Regions from separate parts of the Homo sapiens genome. Here region 2 is linked to region 1. Evidence: chromatin contacts called from ENCODE Hi-C or POLR2A ChIA-PET data. All regions are on one chromosome and are shown on one strand. The core of a region is the stretch at or near the end of the contact, and the rest is flanking DNA. Distances in the headings are between cores, read along the strand shown. Region 1 overlaps ATXN1 (ataxin 1). Region 2 overlaps ATXN1 (ataxin 1).

The links. Hi-C counts contacts between places; a loop is a spot of excess contacts on that map. ChIA-PET counts read pairs that join two places held with the same protein, here RNA polymerase II (POLR2A). Pooled maps may share reads with other maps.
Region 2: a pooled map shows a loop between it and region 1 (1.9-fold over the local background). The contact joins two enhancer-like sites. A Hi-C loop is called at or near these places in 1 of 168 maps with a recorded cell type or tissue (GM12878), 15 of 37 single-sample maps with no recorded cell type and 12 of 50 pooled maps. POLR2A ChIA-PET finds 5 or more read pairs at or near these places in 6 of 52 experiments (CD8-positive, alpha-beta memory T cell, activated CD4-positive, alpha-beta T cell, activated CD4-positive, alpha-beta memory T cell and 2 more).

Annotation. Positions count from the first base shown.
Region 1 is chr6:16,688,999-16,693,038 of GRCh38, reverse strand. The region is part of intron 2 of ATXN1 (ataxin 1); the gene reads left to right. Among named protein-coding and RNA genes, the nearest start is that of ATXN1-AS1, 70 kb to the left of the region's middle. Within about 2 kb of position 2,083, at least 4 of the 41 ENCODE cell types and tissues checked have a DNase peak (open chromatin) inside an H3K27ac peak, as active enhancers do.
Region 2 is chr6:16,430,087-16,433,721 of GRCh38, reverse strand. All of the region lies in intron 6 of ATXN1 (ataxin 1), which reads left to right. Among named protein-coding and RNA genes, the nearest start is that of GMPR, 190 kb to the right of the region's middle. RefSeq lists an enhancer at 1,093-1,152. Within about 2 kb of position 1,446, at least 2 of the 41 ENCODE cell types and tissues checked have a DNase peak (open chromatin) inside an H3K27ac peak, as active enhancers do.

The DNA of each region.
Region 1 (4,040 bases), core at 834-3,333:
GTGGCGGAGCTGAAATCTGAACTTAGAGCTTTGGCTCCAGAGCCCATGCACTCCACCATTATGCTACATGGCTACTCAGTGTACAGATACACTGAGCTTAAGTAGAGGAGAAAGCTTATCTATCCATATCTTCCCATCTGCAAAGACCTCTGCCTGTATGGGAGGTCTGGGCTCGTTCTGACTAAGGTTTTGAACCCAGATCTGCCAATTTGAGATCTTGGGCCCATTACTTAGCCTGAGCTTCAGTTTCCACATCTCTAAAGTGAAAATATAGAACATGGAATGTACCTGTAAGAACACAATGGAATACAGGTAAAGTGCCCAGCACACTGCTTATTCCTTAGCCTTCATGTTTTAGAAAGTGGTTGCTATTGTTTTTGTTGTTGGTGGTGGCGGTAGTGGTCTTCTTCTTATTATTATTTATATATTTACAATGGCCAAAATTATATGAAATGTTTTCCAAAAATTAGGTATTTGTACCCTTCATATGAATGTGTGTGTTAATTGGGTATAATTGTCTTTCTTGAGTCTTTAAAATAGACAAATCTTTTGATTACATTTGTTAATATTATTGTACCTACCTATATCTGACTTGACTTACAATTTTACTTCATTAAATACATAGCAAGTCATCTGAGAACCCAAAGTAATCATACAGATTACTTGCCATATAGTTAATTTGTGACTGTGATATGGCTGCTAAGGTAGAGGTTTGAATTTAAAAGCACAAAGAAAAATGTTTACTTCAATGGTTACAAATAGATTAATCATATAAAGTACATATTTGCAGAGTCTCGCTCAGTCGCCCAGGCTGGAGTGCAGTGGCATGATCTCGGCTCACTGCAACCTCCGCCTCCCAGGTTCAAGCAATTCTACTGTCTCAGCCTCCTGAGTAGCTGGGACTACAGGTGCGTGCCACCACGCCCGGTGTATTTTTAGTAGAGATGAGGTTTCACCATATTGGCCAGGCTGGTCTCGAACTCCTGATGTCAGGTGATCTGCCCGCCTCGGCCTCCCAAAGTGCTGGGATTACAGGCTTGAGCCACCACACCCGGCCTATTCTAAGGCTTGTTCTAAGGCTCACAGATGGCACCTTCTCTGTGTATCCTCACATGGTGGAAGAGGCAAAGCAGTTCCTGGGGGAGTTCTTTGATAAAGGTGCTAATTCCATTCAAGAGGGCACCTCCCAAGGGCTCCACTCCCTAATACTATCACGTGGGGAGTTAGGATTCGACATGTGAATTTTGGAGGCACACAGACATTCAGGCCAAGGCATAAACAGTGACCACTTTTGTTCTGTCTGTCCACACACTGCCTAGAGCTTCCATTTATTTCAACTACATTTGCTTTTTTCTTATTTATCTGTTCAGAGTATCTTCTCAGTGGCTATTTATTTACCACCCTTTAACATGTTTTCTTGACATTGTACTTCAGCCTGTATATGCTTTGCAACTCAGGAACTATGCTGGCTTAACTAATAGTACCTACTTAACAGGTGAAACTGACAGTAACAGCTTAATAGGTGCTTTCCATTTTTAACATACCTCAGCTTTTTATAAATACAAAAAACTCTCAATCTTTTAATGTGGTTTTAAATTTTAAACAGGTCTTCTTTCATTTTCCTTTACAGAAAACTGTAATACTGCATATGCATTTTCAAACTATGCATATTTCTTCTTCATTCCATGTGGAAGTTTTTATTCAGCCTTTCAGTAAATTTTACTTAGCTTGTCCCATGGATGCCGTAGGTGTAAGGAATATGATAGTGAACAAGACAGACAGAGCTCCTCCCCTCAGGGAGCTTTGCCATGATACACGATGATGACAATGATAAAAGGAGCAAATAATGATTTGGGACCTGATTCCAAAGGGATATTTCTGCGACACTTACAATGAAATTCCAACCTGGCACCATCTTTTTCACTGCAGAATGCATGAAGGTGGTTGCATCATGTCATTTCGACATGCATTTAAATGTAATGAAAGGCACAAGTAGTGATTGCAAACACTACAATAAGTTGCTTGTTGACTCTCTTACTGTCTTCCTTCTTATCTCCCTTTCTTCCTTTGTCTCATTCTCAGTTTTCAGAGCTTAGTCATTATTTCGTAATCCTCTCCTAAAATGAAATCTGGGGCTCTAAGGACAGGAGGCACAGGTTGTGTTTGAACAGCATCATCGTGCTTTATGAAGGGGATTGGAGGGGAGATTCTGCCCCACAGTATGGTCAGGTCTCGCTCCAGGCAGCACTGACTACATTGGTGCTGGTTGGGTAACTGTGGCTCGGCAGGTCACTCTCCCTCTTTCCACCTCCGTTTTCTCATTATTAGTAGAAGTCGAAATAGCATGGTTTTCTAAGGCCTCTGCCAATCTACAATTCTGTGATTCATATGTTCCTAAACACTTGAGTTACTTTTTCTCAATAAATGGAAATATATTTTCCAATGAGGCTGGAAATACATTTTCCAATTATCCTCTCCCCTGGTTTATAACATATCATCAATGTGTTGGGACTTCTAACACTGCTTCTGCTGTAAGCCCATCAAGAGGTTAATTACCTTTGAAGAATGAGGAACTGCTGGAAAAGAACTGTAAAACCTTCAAGAGAACTTTGGAGTTAATCCCTCTGGTAATAGGAATCAATGTCACTCACACATCTAGTTGCCAGTGGAGGAGGAATAACAGCACTGGGCCAAGTAGACTTGAAGGAAGGCAGGTTGCTGATAGAGTGGAGAGCTGAAGATTCTGAATCAAGCTCATCATGACTCTCTTCCTCCTCTTTGAGGCTACCCAATCAGAGCAAAAACAGTATTTTAAAAAACCTCAACTGGATGAGCCTGATGCAGTGGTGTGCTCATGCAGTCCCAGCCAAAGGGTCACTTGAGCAGAGGAGTTCAAGGCCAACTTGGGCAACATAGTGAGACCCCGTCTCTAAGACAAATAATAAACATCAAAATTAAAATTAAAAAAAACCCAACCCAGTGTTCCCTTCAGAATCCTGAGTGGTTTGTTTCATCTTCCTCTATTCTGGCTTGTGTCATCTTCCTCTCTTGTAATGGATAAAAACTCCAAATGAAGACAAAAATGAGGAATTTGTCAAAAAAATTGAATTGCCAACAAAAGCCATCTTTGGTTGATCAAACGGTACAGACGTTTCAGTTAGACAAGAGGGCTAAGTTTCTGAGACCCATTGTACAGGATTATTAATATTATTCATTTTTAGCCCTCATAATAAGGTATTATAAATGTCAAGATTGCTAAAAGAATACGTTTTTAAATGTCTTCATTATAAAAAATAAGTATGTGAGGTGATGGACATATTAATCAGCTTAATATAATCATTTTATAGTATATGTAGCTATATCAAAACATCACATTATAACCCATAACTACATGCAATTATTATTTGTCAATTAAAAATACAAATCTAGGCCAAGGTGGGAGGATCCCTTGAGCCCAGGAGTTTGACAGCAGCTTGGGCAACATAGGGAGACTCCATCTCTACAAAAAAAAAAAAAAGAAAAAAAAAAGAAAAAAAAAGGAAGGAAAAAAAAGAAAAAATTGACTGGGTGTGGTGGCTCTTGCCTGTAGTCTCAGCTGCTCGGGAGCTGAGGTGGGAGGATCCCATGGGCCCAGGAGTTTGTGGCTGTAGTGAGCTATGATCATGCCACTGCGCTCTAGCCTGAGCAAGAGAGTGATACCCTGTCTCAAAAGTAAAAACTTACAACAATATAAAAAATAAAAATTTAAATTATAAAAAGCCATCTTCTTTCCCACTCCTTCCCATTTTGATACAACAGTCCCAGACCCCAGACTTGCTTTCCTCATGAGTCATGCAGACTCAAGTATTGCAGTTCCAAAACACTGCCTGACTCACCAGCTCCATCCAAAAGAGTATGTATTGTCTTCATATGCCAGATAGGAAATTCCTGCTGCATATAGGAAAAGCAGTGTGTTTAAATACATGGACACACACACACATACACACACACAGAGTACACATATACACATCTGCATATACACGTACACATATGCGCACATA
Region 2 (3,635 bases), core at 197-2,696, 260 kb after region 1:
TGCACTTAATGCACCTGTTTCATCATGCTGCCTGTCACAGTTAAAGGAATTTAAAACAGAATGGATCGTATTTGACAGTAAGGAGCTGTACAGCTGAATTCCATCAAGACAATGTGCTTGTAGCCCCAACGGCATTAAAACTTTCAAATGATGCTTTATCACAACTTCCTCTGGGCTGCACGTGACAAAGGGGTGCTTAACCAGGAGGGACATCTCTCTTTGCTTGTAGGGGCAGGTTGCTGTTTTTTGCCCACCTCTAAAATCTCCTTGGAGCACTCAGTTCTTCTTATCCTCCTTAAAGCCAACAACTATAAAATTTAATTTAATGTTGAACAGCTGTTTCTGTTGCGGTCCAGGTGAAATTTGAGGTATCAGCTAATTGTGCTAAAGTTCCCAAAAAGAAGTATTCAGAAGGTGTGGATCACCAATTACCTCTTGGCAGAGCTGTGAACTAATAACTAGTAGCAGTAGATAATGTACTCAGATGCCACATGAAATGCAAAAGATTCTATGCTTTATTCCATAAAGCATGGCTATAGGACATTGTCTACTATGTAACTAATATTTAAATATTTATAGATTTTTAAAAGATTTCTTCAACCTTCTTTTCTCACCCTGTTTCTAGATCTGATGCACAAAGGAAAATAATAATACAAAACCCATAACCTATTCATTGTATTGTTGCGGTAGATCGAGCTACATGCTGCACAGCAAAAGACCTTCTTTGCACTTCTTTCAAGCAGAATTATTGCTGTATATTCACTCTGAACTGAGAGGTGAGGATTGAACTGTGTAGTGCCTCAGAAAATATCAAGAGTTTTAAAACATTAGTTTTGAGAGATTGAAATACATAGAAACTTGGAATGTTTGAATGTCAGCCCAGACATTGGCAGGCTTCCATGCAGATTTCATTGTGAGTAAAATGTGTACTCAGTGGCTGGGTTCAAGCCCTTCATAGTTTATAAGCAAATGTCTCTGCTTCTTCTAGATCATTGCAAAAAAAAAAAAGAAGAAGAAGAAGAGAAGAAAAGAAAAAAGAAATAGGTTAAGCAAATTTTGTGGTGGTGCTTATGTGTGCACAGACATGCATGAGGCCTCCGCATCTTCCAAACTTGGAAAGCATATTTTAACAGCACAAATATATCTACATGTTTGATCTACATCAGAGCCTCTTTTTTTCCCTCTTCCTTGCATGCTTTTAAATTATATAGTTTAAATGTTTTAACTATTAAATCTGTTTGGTCTTCAAGCTGTAAACATCACACACAGCTAATAAGCTTTAGGAAAGAAAAGGAAATTGACATTTAGTATAGAGGTTCTACAAAACCAATGAAAACCATGCAAATGAGCTATGGAACAGAGAGATTTGCATATCCTCGTTGATTTCATGATGATATTCTCAGCATGAGCCTGGCAGCCTTGCCTTTTTACCTCTTGGGATGATGCATGTACTGGTGGTAGAGCCCTGCAGGGTCAATTTAACGAGTGTAACATTGTGATTTTCCATGCGGTTTCTCAGAACCACTGAGCAAAATGCAGCAATAACCAGTGACAGAGGAAATCGATTTTTGAAGTAAATACTTTTGGAGGAGGGGAAGAAGGTACATTCCCTTCATATTTAATGTTGCCAAAGTAGGTTGAACAAGTTTTTATATTAGTACCATTTGGTATTTCAAAATAAATAGATTATCCACCATTTCCATCACTCTCTGGATACCCTCACATGTTTACCACCAAAACTCCTGCGCAGAGACTGGTCCTCTTTTGCAAACTGCCTTTGGCTCCCCCGCGATCTCTCATCAGAAAAGCAGGCTAAGGAATCTGCTTTTGCCCCCATCCTGTTAGAATGATAAATAGTAGCCTGATGGCCAAGTTGTATATTTATTTAATACATCGTCTGTATTGATAGTTTATGATGTCCTGGATATGAATACACGAAAGCACAGTTGCATAGTGGCGAAGAAGGATTTTGATATCGTGGAGATCTGGATTTGAACTCAACTCTGGCAGTTCTCCCTGCCTTAGTTTCTTGCCCGTAAATGGGGGTGATGAGGTAGTTGTGAGAATTAAATGAGAGACTATGCAAATTGTTATAATACTCCCTGGAAAATAGTTAAATACCCAATAGATAGCATCACTATTTTGAAATGCTTTCAAAATTATACTCGAGTTTTACTTCTGCAAAATCAAGGCAGCTTTCTTCAGAAAAGAGAGAAATGAACTTCACCCCTAAAATGTACTTGGAGAATTTTAGAGGGTCTTTTCCAAGTTGTTATAAAGCACTTCTGAAGTGAATTTGCCCATTTCTGCCCACACCAATCTTATAACATTCCAGGAATAAAATCTGCACTCGAGTTTAAAAATAAAACGGGTGGAACAAACTGAATTAGAAGTCCTTGGCAGACATCCCCCCCAGCAGAATGTTCTCTCAATTGGTGGTATTGCAATAAAAGAGATGTATATTTTTTAGTCTGCTCTTCCTCCCTGATAATTTCAGCCAGTTGTATTTCTCTATTCTAAAAACCTGGTATGCTTGGATTTAATCTCACCACTCCTATCTACGCTCCTGCTCCTACCCCCACACCCATTTCCCCCAAAAAAACCCCACATCTGCACAGACCCTCCTTCCCAAGAAAACATGGAGGCGGGCTGCTCTCTGATACCGTACATGTGCATTCCGGACTGTGCTGAGGAAGGTCATAGAAACATGAGAGGGCTCTGCTGTTGTCAGTTGTAAAGACTGCCAAGAAAGAACAACAAAAAAATCTCAAATGCATTCACATTTCTCCCGCCTCTTTTTTCTTCTGTAAATATTCAACCCTTTTTAGAGAGGCTTTTGATAATGTGTTATCTCAGCAAACACCACGAACCTTGGATGTACGCAGTACTCCCTAATCCCATAGGAATGACTCAGTCAAGAGAGTTAGATGAAATATGGTTGGCAAGATTGGGTGGGGAATCTTGTTACTACACACACATACACACACACACACACGCGCACACACACACACACACCAGCAGCACCAGCCACTGCACCCCTATCATCGCCATAGACATTATGTAAAAACTAGACATTCTCCTCTCCCTTACACAGTCAGTTGCATCTTTCCCAAAAATGGAAGGGGAAAAAGCTTTCTTTGGCTGAGCCATATGCAAAAAATCATGGAACATCTGTGTAAGTAACAACATACAACAAGACAAATTATTGGTGGTAAAAGGCAAAGCCCTTGTTTCAAAAACATGTCTGGAAATAGTGTGTATACAGAACCTTCCTTTGTGCTAATTACTCATAATAACTGTCAGCTTTGTGTACCACAGGCTGGGCTGTTAATAACTAGTGGTCGCAGTACGGTGTTCTTTTTCTTTCCCTTTCTTTTTTTTTTTTTCCTATCCTTCCTTCCCTCTTTCCTGCCTTCTTTTCATTGTTGTTGCACAAATCATATAGCCTTATTCCAATAGTTGCTGGAAGACCAAATCAGAGATGTGGGGGATTCAGGGACTCGCGACATCTTGGAGTATACTAGTGGATAAATGCCACTTCACCCCTGATGTGGCCGTTTCCCTCCAACACTTGTCTAAGGAGTGCAGGGACTTTGGGGTCCAAGCAATGTATCAGTAAACTTCAGAATTTTTTT